2 separate regions of the Mus musculus genome follow, and region 2 is linked to region 1. A link is a loop called in an ENCODE intact Hi-C map of the cell type or tissue named here. Cell type or tissue: gastrocnemius. All regions are shown on one strand. Each heading gives the region's core, and the rest is flanking DNA. Links, peaks and the distances in the headings are about the cores only.

Region 1 (7,415 bases), core at 1,296-6,295:
GGGAAATTAAATTTCAGAGCACTCATTCTCATGAATTAAAACAAACACAAATATGTATTTGGGCCTTAAACTGTTTCCAAGCCCATCAGTATAAAACCACTCTTCCTATATCCAGCTTTAGTAATTGTTTGGATAAGCTCCAACTGCCTATGCTAACACTTAGGAACAGGCTTGGACACTGTCCTAGGAGTCTGATGCAAGGTGAATGGAGACCAGAACTGCATATAGAAAGTGCTCGTTATGTCTCGACGAGGTTGTCACTCCTGAATGAGTAAAGAGCACTAAATATGGAATTCTCAGCTGCCATAACACTGGTATTTACTAGCTGAGTGTCTTAGAACAGCTACTCTCTTGAGTGCTTAAGGCCAAAAACTGGAAATAACTGTCACTGGAATCATGTATCTTATAAAGGTTCTCAGCTCAACGTATAGATTCTAGTGGTTTCTGGTGCACCTGGGTTTGTCATAATTCTCCATTCTACCATTTGTCTTCATGCCCCTACATGGGGACCTGATTCCCCTCTGCCTCCTTTGTAACAAACGGTACCTGTGATTTCGTCTCGGTCTCTTGTATAACCACAACAGTCTACCAGATATCCAAAACTTTTTTAGACTCGGGTCACCCAGTCATCTGTCGTTTGCTAGCGACAAGAATCAGGGTATGAGCATTCTGACAGCCTCACCATTGCTCAGTTCCAGTCAGCACAATTGGCTTCTTTGCAAAGCTTTAGACTGTGCCTATATATTTTGAGTTAGTCTACTATAGACACTGGTTTGCTAAAACGTGCAGCTACTTGGATATGTTGTAACAATAATAAATAGAAAAGGGACAATAAGGAATGTTCAAAGGTCACTAGTATGCTTTTCAAATCTTGGGTTTATTTTATAATTAAAAATGTATTTTGAAAGGACTTGGGAAAGCTAAGACCTACCACTGCTGCTTTAGCTTAATTTGAAGAAAGACATTATAACAGAAGCTTGGACCTCCGCTTTCTTAGTTCAGGATACCAAGAATAGGCAGAAGGCTGGCTTTAGAAAGCGCTTAGTGCCATGATTTCCACCTTGACAAAGAGTTTTTGGTGTAGTTTCACAGGGATTCTTGGTGTGAAAAGAATGATGGGGTAAGCAAGTTTGATTACAGCTCCACTTGGGGTAATTTCAGTTGTCATAAAAAGGTTCATCCCTAGGGCTGGGGATGCCCCCCAGCTTGTAGAATGCCTGCCTGGTACGCATGAAGCTTTGGGTTCAGTCTGTCACCACGTAAACCAGGTATGGTTGGCACACTAGCCTGGGCTCTGTGCTACTTTGTCTCAAAAAACAAAAGCTACCTCCAAAGTACTACAATTCAGTGGCCAGCTCTCCTGAACCCGTTTTTGTCGGTGCATGTCATATACAGTCATCACACTTAAGAAAAATCCCACTCTCAAACATCCCTGTTTTATTTAAAGGACTGTCCCCACCTGAAATGGACACTTCTTGGGAGGGAAAAATGGCTAACCACAATTCACAGCAAGCAATTGTTATTATAAGCTTGTGGTTACTGTAACCACAACAAAAAAGTAAAAGTTGTTCTTAGGAGACTAAGTGAAAAGATCTAAGAACTGAATCCAAGTGTGTATCTCCTTGGCTGGAGGTGGCTTCTCTTGTGTTTAGTTTGCTTTTAATATTTTAAAACTAGGGTGGATTTGTCTTCTCTAAAATAGAGAAGCGTTGAGTCACATGACAGCATGTTAGAGGAAATGTTTTTATGCAATACGTCATATTTAAATTGTGCTTTTGGGAAGAAAGTAAAAAGGGGAAGAGGCTAGGGGAAAGCAAAGGCAAATGGAACATGATTGCCGTGCTCCTTGGATTCTCAATTCCTCTCTAAAGCCCCAGGGACTACAATGTCCTCCCATTTTTGTCTCTGAAGTATAGGCAGAATAATTCTGCTGGACACAAGTTTTAGACATAATGTCTCGTTTAAAAAGATAGTTTGAAACAGTGTGATGCCCTTAGTTATAAAATTCCACGGCTGGCAAATCGACAGTGACAGCCATGTTTTGTTTGACTGCCTGGAGTTTCTGGTTGCTGGCTTCCCCCACTCTCCACTGCATTCGGTTGAGCACTCTTCCATCGCCCCTGGAGCTCGGAGAACACACTGAAACAGCCAGGGAACAGCCTCCTGCTGCCTCCCTGACGACAGACACCATGGACAGCTCTTCGAGCGCCACCCAGCCGGCGCGGGGTGCACACCGTCCCCCGCCTCGCACTCGCCCATCGCCCATCAGGTCTGCGGAGGCGGCAGGGGGTGGTCCTGATGCCCGACTCGAGCACGAATCAACACGGGCTCCCCCAGCTCTTTCCTGAAGTCCCTCCCTGTCGCCCGCGGGGAGGGCAGAGCTACAGGGCTCCACGCGAGGAGGACGGACCCTCCCTCTGCCGGCTCCCCTGGCCGTGCCACCTTCCCACTCCCGGGGCGACGGAGGCTCGCTTCACGGACCCAGGACGCGGCGGCCGCAGGAACCCGGTGACCAGTAAGCGCCCTGCTCGGCAGCACGGTCCCGCGTGGGCGGAAACGGCTCCGCCCTTTCACCCTAAGGGGCGGGCCTTCCGCCTGGGCAGCGGCGCAATGCGGAAGAGCTGGACCTGCTGGAGCGGAAGTGACGCTTCGGGCGGCTGTAGCGGCGGAGGCTGCGGGAGAAGGAGGAGGAGGAGCCGGAGGAAGAGGTGAGGCAGCGGGCGGGAGGGCGGGGGGCGGGGAGCGGCCCGGGCTCTACCCAGGGGCAGCCGGCCGGCCGGGTGGACGCTTCCTGAGCGGTGGCGGCCGTCGCAGCCGGGTCGCAAGCGGTGAGAGGCGGCCGAGGGCCGAGGGCGGCGGGTTGTGTGGAGACCCCGGGGCTGCGGGTGGCTTGCCGTGACAGCGGCTGTCACCCAGCGGGCGGGAAAGGACCCCGTCGGCACAGGCTCCCGGGTATCTCTGGCGGTGCGTAATGGAGGCGCTGAAGCGCCCGGTGCCTCAGTTCCCCCCGGCTCCCCGGGATCTCGTTGAGTGGCGGTGGGATCCATTCGTCACGGTGAGCTTCGTGACTGGGCAGGAGGCGGCAGTCACCTGTGTGGCTTTCCCTGCCCTTCGCCGCCGCCCTGGAGAGTCCGCGGTGTGATAATCCCGTCCCTCTCCGGCCCCCTCAGGAGCTTTGAATCAGCCTGATTAACCTTCCCTCCCATCCCCTTGCCCATTCCGCCTAGGGATCGGCTTGAAGTTTCCCCATCAGTTCCCTTCCCGTAGTGACAGATCGTGAAGCAGGAAGCCGATAAACAACCCCAACTGAAAATACGCTACAGATTTTCCCTTTGGGGAAACATAAATTAAATGGGAAATCCACCTTATCCAAATCAGGACCGACGGTGCTAAAAACCCCTGCCTTGTCCTGCCGTATCTTGAGAACTGGACGCGTTTCCTTTTGCCTTTTGGTTAAGAAAAAAAAAAAAAAAGGTGACGCCTTATCTTTTGGAATAAACCGTTCACCCCTGAGCTCTCTTTTTCTCTACCCCCAACCCCCATCAAACTTGTCAGTGAGGGACCTCAGGAGGACGCCTAGCAGTCCTTGCAGCAGAAGGAAACCTCAGGTGCATTGACTTGGTTTCCACAGGGCTGCCTCTGAAGAAAGGAGAATGGCGTTCAGCAAAGGATTTCGAATCTACCACAAATTGGATCCCCCACCGTTCAGCCTCATAGTGGAAACTAGGCATAAGGAAGAATGTCTCATGTTCGAGTCTGGGGCTGTGGCTGTGCTCTGTAAGTCACGTGTTTTCACCTGCCCGATTCTGATCTCTGTTTTGGTTGTAACTCGCGAGTTCAACAGTTTATAAAAAAAAGGTTCTTGAGAACCTTCTCCCTGAATTTGATCTTCTGAGCTTTAGCGTACGGGTTTGTGCTTTGGCTTAATTTGAATGAAGCCTTATTTTCTGTAAACTGAGATAGCTTAGGGTTTTTATTGGGGTGATGGTGGTGCAGGGCGGTGCAGATTTTGCTGCTGGGAGTTTGTTTTCCATCTGTTCTGCTTCTAGAAGTTTATCTTTTTGTAAAATGGTGTTGCAATTTTGTCTTTATCACATTAACCCAATAAGACAGCTTGCATCTCCTGTTATACCCAGAATTTTGTTAGTCAGATTTAATAGGAATGGTATGATCTGTGCATCATACATCAAACCCTTATTTGTTTATTTATTTATTCAGGTGTCCCTTGTGCTCATGTGTGGTATTGGTGGGTCAGATTCAGGGCTTCAGTCACTCTAGGCAAGTGCTGACCATCCGCTTCTCCAGCCTAAGCTTTTATATCTTTAATAAGAATTGCAGACAGCTCCTAAAATATTTCATGTGACATATGTGCTTGATTTCATATTATTGAAAAATGACCTTTATTTTAAAAGGATTACTTATTGTACCACACAAAATGATGTTTGGGTAAATTTGTGGCAGATAGATGAAAATAAAAGGACTAATTCACATTGTGTTTCGTTCATTTTTTTTTTTTTAATTTAGTCATTTATTTGTGTGTAGGTAGGGGACAAGTGGAGATCAGGACAGCTTCTGGGAGCTCCTCCTACTATATAGGCCCCAGGGATTGAACTCAGGTCTTCAGGCTTGGTGGCAAAAGCTTTTTACCTGCTGAGACATCGAATGTACCCCATGCTTCATTCTTAATACAAGACTGGGGCAGACAACCCCAGTTTGGGATTGTCTCAAGTATTTGTTTTAAACAGATTTTCTAATGGTAACTACTTGTTCTTTTATTATTATTATTATTATTATTATTATTATTATTAATTATCATTATTACTTTAACAGTCTATTAGAGTTATAGCTGGGACCTTCATGATATAGCCAATGCCACTGAATTCCAGACCACCACCCCCTCCCCCTTCTCCTGAGTGCTGAGAATACAGGTGTGCACTACTGTGCAGGATTGACCTTAGGGCTTCATACATGCTAGGCGAGCACTCTGCCAACTGAACCACACCCCCAGCCCTCTTATATTTTGCTCAGACTGTTTATTGAACATGATGTTTGGACTTAAGAGATGGTCAGTTGGTAAATGCTTGCCATGTGAGCATGCAGGTCTGAGTGTGATCTACAGTCCCTTCATGAAAGCCTGGCAGGGCGTCACATGCTTATAATCCCAGCACTGGGGAAGCAGAGGCAGGAAGGTCTCGGGGATCTCTGGTCAGCTGTTGTGGTCAAGTTTCTAAGATCCAGATTTGGCATAAGAATCTAACTCAGAAAATAATATGGAGAGCAATAAAGGAAGATGCTTAATCAGTCTCTGGCCTCCACGCACGCGCACGCACGCACGCGCGCGCTTAAATGACATATTTACTAGTATAAGCCTTAAATAGTTTAAATACTGCTCTTTAGACTCAATAAGAGCATAAAATCCAGACTTATGCATATATGATTTCTATGTTGGTTCAAGTGTAACCTGACTGAAATAGTAAAATTTTATTCTGGTAGAGAAAATGATAGTGACATAATGAACAACCCTTAAGCAAAGATTAGTATATAACAAATGTCTGTATTCTTGGTGTTTCCAGTAATATGATTTAAAGGGAGAGACAAGGGGCAGACACAATCTAAGAAAAAGTTTAAGTAATATTCAGTATGAACTTCAGTGTTCCAAATTGGTTTTTATGTTATGTTTTATTAAAGCATATTGGTTATGTTTTAATAAAATGAAAAATGCCATGCTCCAGTGTTAATCTCCATAATGTGTGTCATACTGTAGATGTGCTTATAGTATTGAACACTGAAATAAAAACATGAGGCCGGAGGGGCTTGGCTAGTAATGTAAACTGTTATCAGCTGCTTGTGTTTGGTTGACATTACTTGATGTATTAATGTTGTCTAGATACAGTTACAAATGGGAAGTCACTGCGGACTTGCAAGTTATGACTTTACCTGTTTTCAGAATTATTGCTGTGTGTTAAAAAAAAATAATCATACTTCTAAAACCTCAGTAGTTTTTATGCCAAATAAGGCTTTTTAAAAGGCTCAAAAACATCTATTGGGTTCATTAATTATGAAGTAGAATAACATTACAATATTCTTAACAATTTATTTTCAGCGCTGAGAATTGAACGTAGGTACTGTGTGTTAAGCATTCTACCACCAAGCTATAGCCATAGCTTAATTGCTTTTAATTCTGTTTGTCTTCATTGGATTTAAGCTATGTGAGTAATTCTCAGACAGCACAAACGTTTGAATACTGCTTCTCTTTGTAACACTAACAGAAATGGATACATATTCTCTTGGATGTGTTATTTTTTCCTATAAACTCTACAGCAACACTTAACTATATTTTGATTTGACTTTTTAATCCATACATAAAAATTACACATGTAGCTACAACCCATGCTGTTTCAATACATTTATACATTATATAATGTTGAAATGGTATTAGACATTTGAAATTTATGGTAAAAACATGCAAAACCCTTTATCCTAGTTTTCATAAAATATACAGAACAGTGTTAGATAAATTGGCTTATAAAATTAGTTAGGTTCTAGGTTGCATTGCATGTCTGTAACCCCAGTATACTCCAGGCACAAAGATCTTGTATTTGAGGCTATCCTCAATATACTGTCACACACACACAAAACAAACTTGGCATTTAATTTGGAGTGATAGCAAAATAGATGTTGTCCTGCATAATAAAACAACCTGCAGAATTTCAAATGCCTGCTGTACTCAGGGACTGTCTGGAAGATCTGGGTGTGTCCTCTTCACTGTCACCATTCCCGACCCGAGAAGCCTCAGGGCACACTGCTTATCAATCTGCAAGAAATGTTCTCTGCAGTCATTCTCATTGTCAAAGTGTGGCCCTGTCTTCTTAAAACAATTCAGATTCCTCCGCCTGGGTTTCAATGTCTTGCTTAGTCTTACTCTACTCTTTCTGTTCAGTGGTGATCTCCTTCCAAGAGCCTGGTGTCTTCAGTGTTCTCCCAAATTACTAGGGACTGAGCAGTCTTCATTGTGTTCTTAGTGGACTTACAACGACTTCATTAATGTTTGAGGTCGGTTGGTTGTTTTCAGTGTTTTGGCTTCCTCACAGTGTTTCTCCTACTTGCTGTGTAGCTGAAGATGACCTTAGCCTCCTGATCCTCCTGAGTGCTAAGCCACTGGGTCCTAGTCTGACACAGTAGTTTCCTATGCCCAGACTGCACAGCATATCCATCTGGGAAGATGTCACAAATACGGGTACCTAGGTTCCTATAGTCCATCAGAATGATAATTTCTGAGCAAACCTTACGTGTGCCTTGCCAGTATAGCTTTACCAGATGACTTTTTTTTAACCTATAGATTTTATCTAAAACTGCCGTGTTTTCAGAATTTTAATGAGGGGATTGTGTATTATAGGGCTAATCATTTTCTTGAA
Region 2 (7,415 bases), core at 1,019-6,018, 630 kb before region 1:
TGGTTTCTACTTTTTCAAAACAAATATTTGGAAGTGGTTTTAACCGATTCTTTTATTCTCTCCTTACCCTATTCTCTTGTTCTCGCTATAAATTGCCTGTTAGTTAACTGACACCCAAGAAGTTACAAAAGACTCTCCGAGTCTCCCGGCTAGTAAGGCCTTGACACCGGAGCCCAGGCACCCAGCCGCTGCTGGTGAAGAGACCAGTCCTGCTATTTCACAGATCCTGACTAGTAAAATGAAAATTGTCTTCTTGCACTGCTTTCTTATTCAAGTTAGATTTTTTAAAAAGTTTAATGGCTTCAGCTATTTCTCTAAGAAAATGACACAGAATTGAACTAAAGTCTATCTTATGTGTAGGAGCGTTGTCCCTTACATGTATGTTTGTGCCCACGTGCATACAATGAACGCCCCAAAGAAGCCGGAAGAAAGCATTCAGTCTCCAGACCCAGATTAGGATGTTTGTGAGCCACCTTGTGGGTGCTGGGAGACTAAACCCCAGCCCTCTGCAAGAGAACTAAGTGTTCTTAACCTTACCAGTCTGCTTGGGTTTTCCTTAAATATGTAATCCCAAAGTAAAGGATCAATTTAGAATTTACATATTTCAGTTTTCTTCTTTCCGTAACCATCTTCTACATAAGTAAATATCTTGATAATATCTTTGCTCCCCCCCCTCCTTTTATTGGTGCTAGAATTTGAACACAAGGCTTCTATTCTAAGCAATAGGTATCAATTAGGTATATGAAGTAACAACACATAGCAAATTAGTACTTCCTATTTCTGGGTACTTTGTAGTATACAATATTTTTTTTTAAAGAATTGTTTATTTTATGTATGTGAGTACACTGTAACTGTCTGAAGACACACCAGAAGAGGGCATTGGATCCCATTACACATGGTTGTGAGCCACCATGTGGTTGCTGGGGATTGAACTCAGGACCTCATCAGTGCTCTTAACCACTGAGCCATCTTTCCAGCCCCCCCCCCCCCACACACACACACCTTTTTTTCTTAAAGAATTGTTTCAGTTAATTCTTTTTTTTTTTTTTTTTTTTTTAAAGATTTATTTATTTATTATATGTAAGTACACTGTAGCTGTCTTCAGACGCACCAGAAGAGGGCATCAGATCTCATTACGGGTGGTTGTGAGCCACCATGTGGTTGCTGGGATTTGAACTCCTGACCTTTGGAAGAGCAGTCGGGTGCTCTTACCCACTGAGCCATCTCACCAGCCCCCAGTTAATTCTTAAGAACTAAACTTTTAACAAATGCTTGTATTCAAATGAGATGTTAGTATTTAATTGTGGTTTCTAATAGATTTCCAATCTAGAGACTCCCGTAAGATCTCAAATCATAAGCCTGCAAGCTGTAGACAATAGACAAATGATTCTGCCACTTGTTTTTGTGTGGATACCAAACAAAACTGGTGGGAGGAGCCAGATGTGGTGGCACATGCTTGTAATCTCAGCACTAGGGAAGCAGAGGCCAGAGGATCTCGCTGAAGCCCTGAGACCTGCTGTAGCAAGTTCTCAGTCAACCAGGGATACAGAGGGGAAAAAATATTGAAGGAAACTGGTTGAAGTTGCAGTGCCCAAAATATGCTTAGTTTGTTATGGCCCTCCTGTGCATAATGGCTTCCTGTTGCTTAGAGTGCTGACTAGGCAAGGACCTCTGCCCACTGTGGACATAAATCCTTCCTCTGGGTGATGTACACTCACTTATGTCCTGTCAACATCACAATACAAACTTCATAGTTTGGACAATGCACAGATGGCCCTCAAATATATTTATTTCCTGGCCCTTGACAGAGAAATTGTGTACTGTTAATGCCTGTTCTCTGTGCCACCTCAAGGTTTAAATTTGGGTATAATGACACATGCCTGCTATCCCAGCTACTTGAAGACTGGGGCAAGAATCTGGTGTGTTTTCTTTCTTTCTTCTTTTTTTTTTTTTTTTTTTTTGGCTTTGGAGACAGGGTTTCTCTGCAGTTCTTGCTGTCATAGAGATCACTCTCTAGTCTGTAGACTGGCCCCAAACTCAGAGATCCTCCTGCCTCTACCTCCTGAGTGCTGGGATTAAGGGAATGTGCCAACACACACCAGCACAAAAGAATCTCTTGAGCTCAGAAATTCAGGCCTAGGGTAAGCAAAGTAGCAGGACCCCATCTCCTGAACGAATAAGCAAATATCGAAATCCATTTTCTTGCTAAGGGTTAATAATTATCAGATCTTCCAAAAGAGGAGGGATGTTGGTAGATTATTTCTCAGATAAGGTGCTGTATTAGTATGCAGGTTTTTAATTGGTTTGTTGGGTTTGCTGTTATGATATTACAGGCTAGGTAAATTACAGGGAAAAGATGTTTGTGTAGGCTTATGGTTACGGAGGTGTGTGGTCTCTGTAAGTGGGTCCACCTCCTTAGCACATGCCCACTTTTCCTGAAATGATGGTCATAGCTTTCCAATTCTAACCTCCCGGGGCTTTTTACAGGGGGGGGGTCTGACTTTTTAGCTTATTATTTTATGAATATTTTTCCTGCATGTATGTGTCCCTTGTGCCCAAGGAAGACATCAAAGAAAGGTTCTCTGGATCTAGAGTTACAAACAGTTGTTAGCCACCATACAAATGTTAGGAACTGAACCCAGGTCCTCTGGAAGAGCAACCTGAGCCATCTCTCTAGCTCTTGTTTTTTGGTTTTTTGTTTTGTTTTGGGTTTGTTTGGGGGTTTTTGGTTGGTTGGTTGGTTGGTTGGGTTTTTTTGTTTGTTTGTTTGTTTGTTTTTGTTTTTTTGTGAGACAGGGTTTCTCTGTGTAGCCCTGGCTATCCTGGAACTCCCTCTGTAAACCAGGCTGGCCTCAAACTCAGAAATTGGCCTGCCTCTGCCTCCCAAGTGTCGGGATTAAAGGCGTGCGCCACCACGCCTGGCCTAAATCCCAATTTCTAAATAACGAATCTCTGGATGAAAATGTCACATGTATAAAAACAAATGATTATGTGAAAATCCTATTTATAAATTATGATTTTTACAGCCAGGTATGGTAGCAATCCTAACACTTGGATAGTGGCTAAAACAGGGGGTTTCCCATGAGTTTGAGTCTAGCCTGAGCAACATAGCAAGACTTTCTCATAACAAAAAGAATAGCTGGAGGCACAGCTCAGTGGTTAAGAGCACTGACTGTTCTTCTAGGGGTCTGGGGTTTGATTACCAGCAACTAGTGACTAACAACCACCTGTACTACAAGCCCAGTTCCGGTGGATCCAACAATCTCTTCTGGCCTCCATGAACACATAGCACAGCTGTGGTACACAGGCATACATGCAGGCAAAACACCAGCACACATAAAAAATTAACAAAATGAAACACCACCAAAAAAGAGAAATTGTTTTTCAAAATACATGTGATGTAAAATGTCGCCTATGGTTTACTTTCAGCAGGTGGTTGCATTTTGTTTCTGAATCCCTGCTTCGGAGACAGCCATGGCAGCCCGAGTTCTTGTCATCGGTAGCGGGGGAAGGGAACATACCCTGGCCTGGAAGCTCGCACAGTCTCCTCAGGTCAAGCAAGTGTTGGTTGCCCCAGGAAACGCAGGCACTGCGTGCGCTGGGAAGATCTCCAATGCTGGTAATTATGTTTCAAAATGGGGAGCGGTGGTTAATATTTGATAATAAAAGACGGCTCACATATGCTCTTTAGTAAGGTGTGTTTCTATTTAAGTTTGAATGCATTCTAAGTTTACATTTTTTGAGGTATTAACGTGAATTCTCAGTGTGTGAGGGGAACAAAGCTTAGTGTCCCTTAAGCCTTCTGAGCCACTGTGACCGAAAAGACAACACGTGCACGGTGGGGACTGGAGGTGTTGTAGATTCATGTACAGAGTCGTGAATGGGGCTGTCGACTGTGGAGGCTGGTCCCATTGATAATCGGTTCATAGACTAAACAGTTTGCAGGATGTAGGGTAGAACCAAGCTCCCCATCTTACCCTTACAAAGACCTACCTGTCTTGTTTCACCTTGTTTGTACAATAGCCAATGCCCCACATCATATTTATGAAGGGAATCAGGAGAAAGACAGAAATAATAAGGAAACACCCCCTTCTCTGAGGCGCTTTGTCTAGAGACAAGGTATTGTGTGCTTATTAGAGAAGTGGCTCGTCTGTGTCTGTGCACTTGGAGTTGTAGGGACACCCATCAGAATCACCCAGGATGATCCTAAACTAACTGCCATTGGCAGCAGCTGAGGAGAAGGGGTGCCCTCACTTGTTGCTTCTGCTGTACTGATGGAGTTAGTCCAACTAGGCCCAGTTGTGTTTTGATGGAGAGGCTAGCTTTCTCTGGACATGGAGAAGAGTTTTCTTACATAGTTTTCTTGCTTTCTTTGCTTAAACAGCTCAAAGACCCTTCCTGACTCGACCAGAACTAGCCTCCCAGTTTGCCTTAGAGCAGATTTGTTTGCTTTGTCCGTATTTGCTATGGCTAGTATTAACGCAATATATTATTAGTATCATAAGATTAAGGGTCCTAGTTTGTTGTAACATCTTAATCGCAGGGCTTACCACAGTACCTAATACACAGTTGATTTTCAATAAACTTTGAGTGACGTTTAAAGGACGTTTCTGAGTGTATTGTCTGGGCTTGTCTGATTACTCTGTGACCAACACTGGGACAGGGGCAGTCGCATTATAATATTGAGAGTCACTCAACTGCTGCAAAGCTTTCTTGAACCTAATGCACTATTTGGAGGTTCTCATGGTGAAATTACTAACTGTACCAACAGAAGCAAACCAACAATTAACTTGGTTTTTAATTACCTTACTAAGGCTAGTGCTTAGTTTATTTCATTAACCGGGGCTATTTTTGCACATGTGTGAGTTTATATTTTCTGCTTGCAGCTGTCTCTGTCAATGATCACAGTGCCCTCGCTCAGTTCTGCAAGGATGAAAAGATTGAACTCGTAGTTGTCGGACCAGAGGCCCCTCTGGCTGCAGGTAACCTTGTGTCTCACTGTTAGAACATACACGGGGCCCACAGAAGACTAGAGATCACTGCATCTGACTCGCTTGTCCACGAGGATTTGTAATAAAATACATGAGAAGAGGAGCTTTCATCCCTTAAAGTTTAATCTAATCATAATTCATATTTGGTCTGAGTCCATGGAGACCCTGGACCACCTAGACTTCTGTTTGGTTCTGTAGGAATTGTTGGGGACCTGACCTCTGCAGGAGTACGATGCTTTGGCCCCACAGCACAAGCAGCTCAATTAGAGTCCAGTAAGAAGTTTGCTAAAGAGTTTATGGACCGCCATGAAATCCCAACTGCACAGTGGAGAGCATTCACCAACCCTGAAGATGCCTGCAGCTTTATTACAAGGTGGGCAAAAAGTCACCTTTAAAGGGCAGGTGTTTTATAAAGTCACTTTAGTGGTTAAAAAAAAAAAAAAAAAAAAGTTGCCAGGCAGCCCTTGGGAGGCAGAGGCAAGTGAATCTCTTGAGTTTGAGGCCACAGAGTGAGTTTCAGGACAGCCAGGGCTACACAGAAAAACCATGTCTTTAAAAAAAAAAAAAACGGGGCTAGAGAGATGGCTAAGCAGTTAAGAGCACCAACTGTTCTCCCAGGGGTCCTGAGTTCATTTCCCAGCAACTACGTGGTAGCTCACAACCATCTGTAATGGGATCTGATGCCCTCTTCCGGTGTGTCTGAAGACAGCTACAGTGTACTCAAATACAATAAATAAATAAATGTTTTAAAAAAAAAGAAGAAGAAGCCGGGCAAGTGGTGGCACACGCCTTTAATCCCAGCACTTGGGAGGCAGAGGCAGGTGGATTTCCGAGTTCGAGGCCAGCCTGGTCTACAGAGTGAATTCCAGGACAGCTAGGGCTATACAGAGAAACCCTGTCTCAGAAAAAAAAAGAAAAAAGAAAGAAAAACAAAAAGTAAAAAATGTTTACTTCTTAGGCTTTCACAGGTTTATATTGAATTAATTATGGAAATATACTCTCAATAAAATAACTCATTTCCTTTATACCACTAAAATAAGATCGGATTCTCCAGTATTTGGGAGGTAGAAGCTAAAGGGTCAGTTCAAAGCCAGCCTGGACTACGTGGATCCAAAAGGAGAAGGAATTAAAAAAGAAACACTCTGTGTGTGCTTCTCTTGAATAATCTTGTCGACTGTATGTTGATGTCTTCACTATTGAGAAATCTCTAAGAGGAAGCACAGCAAGGCTAATGGCAATCCTCCTGCTTCAGCCTCCTTAGTGCTAGGATAGTAGGCGTAACCCGCCATACCCAGCAGAGTTTCTGAATTTGTAAGCTTTTTTTTTCAACAACTTATTTACTCTGTGTGTGTGTGCACGTGCAAGTGTGCGTGTACACATGGGCACACGACTCTACACTTGTATCAGACTATAGCTTGTAAGAGTCAAGTTCTCTCCTTCTACCACGTGGGTTCCAGGAATGAACTCAGGTCAGCCACCTCGCTGACCCTAGATCTTTCTTTATTCATTCTTCATCCTGCAAGGCTCCTTTTTTTCCAGGGGTAGTGGGCAAGAGAGGATTAAATGTGTAGTCCAGGCTGTCACTCTGTAGACCATGCTGGCCTCAAACTCAAGAGATTCACCTGCCTCTGCCTCTGCCTCTGCCTCCCAAGTGCTAAGGTTAAAGATGTGTGCTCCCACTGCCCAGCTCCTACACTGACTGTTGTTACCCATAGCCATGCGCCTTGGGTAAGTGACAGCTTAGTTACTTACTTTGGCTAAGCCTCCTTCCAGATCTCCAGCCCACAACATTGCTTTGTGTGTTCTAGAAATGGTCTGTGGGTGTCTGCCAGTGTTAGTCTCCTACAGCAGTATCCCTTACGTAAGTGAGAGGCTTTGCTTTGTATTTTAAAGATTATCTGTTCTACAGGTCTGCTTATTTTTTATATGATTCTTCCTTATGTGACCTAACTATATGTGGAAAAAGCAAAATTGTGCATGCTTTATGATCAAAATTACAAAGGAATTTTTAAAAATTTTTGGCAAGTAGTACCTGAAACAATGCTGGAATCATCTTTTTCTGTGTCCCTTTCAATTTTGCTAAACCATTCTGTTAAAAAGCACAGACCACTAACTGCTCCCCTGTCCTTACAGCGCGAACTTTCCTGCTTTGGTTGTGAAGGCCAGTGGCCTTGCAGCAGGGAAGGGAGTGATTGTGGCCAAGAGCCAAGCGGAGGCCTGCAGAGCTGTACAGGAGATCATGCAAGTAGGTGGACGCTCCTGAGAGGTTCTCTGTGTATACACGCTGCAGGCTTCTGGAGTGGGCCTCAATGTGTCAGTTCTCATTGTACTGTGTGTAACAGATTTACAAGGTCTTACAGCTCTCTCTCCAAGTCCTTGAGAACAAAGACATTGCCCAGTGTGTCCCAAGTCTTAGAAGTAGAT

Evidence for each region. Peaks named below come from ENCODE experiments on the same cell type or tissue, not always from the same donor. Only the 100,000 strongest peaks of a DNase experiment are listed, where the experiment ranks them.
Region 2: it touches region 1 in a loop (5-fold over the local background); 3 of 42 quality-filtered maps call a loop at or near these places.

Annotation. Positions count from the first base shown.
Region 1 is chr16:91,006,386-91,013,800 of GRCm38, reverse strand. Synj1 (synaptojanin 1) reads left to right here and starts at 2,493. Exons shown (of 32, transcript NM_001164483.1): 1 at 2,493-2,708; 2 at 3,632-3,777. The coding sequence starts at 2,611. It overlaps 4930404I05Rik (RIKEN cDNA 4930404I05 gene), which reads right to left and starts at 2,552. Exons shown (of 3, transcript NR_028368.1): 1 at 2,482-2,552. In gastrocnemius, for the core only: no CTCF peak of the experiment used is centred there; DNase peaks (open chromatin) are centred at 2,599 and 3,638; H3K4me3 peaks cover 2,734 bases; H3K27ac peaks cover 2,603 bases.
Region 2 is chr16:91,639,161-91,646,575 of GRCm38, reverse strand. It overlaps Gart (phosphoribosylglycinamide formyltransferase), which reads left to right. Exons shown (of 22, transcript NM_010256.2): 2 at 3,430-3,619; 3 at 4,887-4,982; 4 at 5,190-5,364; 5 at 7,125-7,236. The coding sequence starts at 3,475. Among named protein-coding and RNA genes, the nearest start is that of Gart, 4.1 kb to the left of the region's middle. In gastrocnemius, for the core only: no CTCF peak of the experiment used is centred there; no DNase peak of the experiment used is centred there.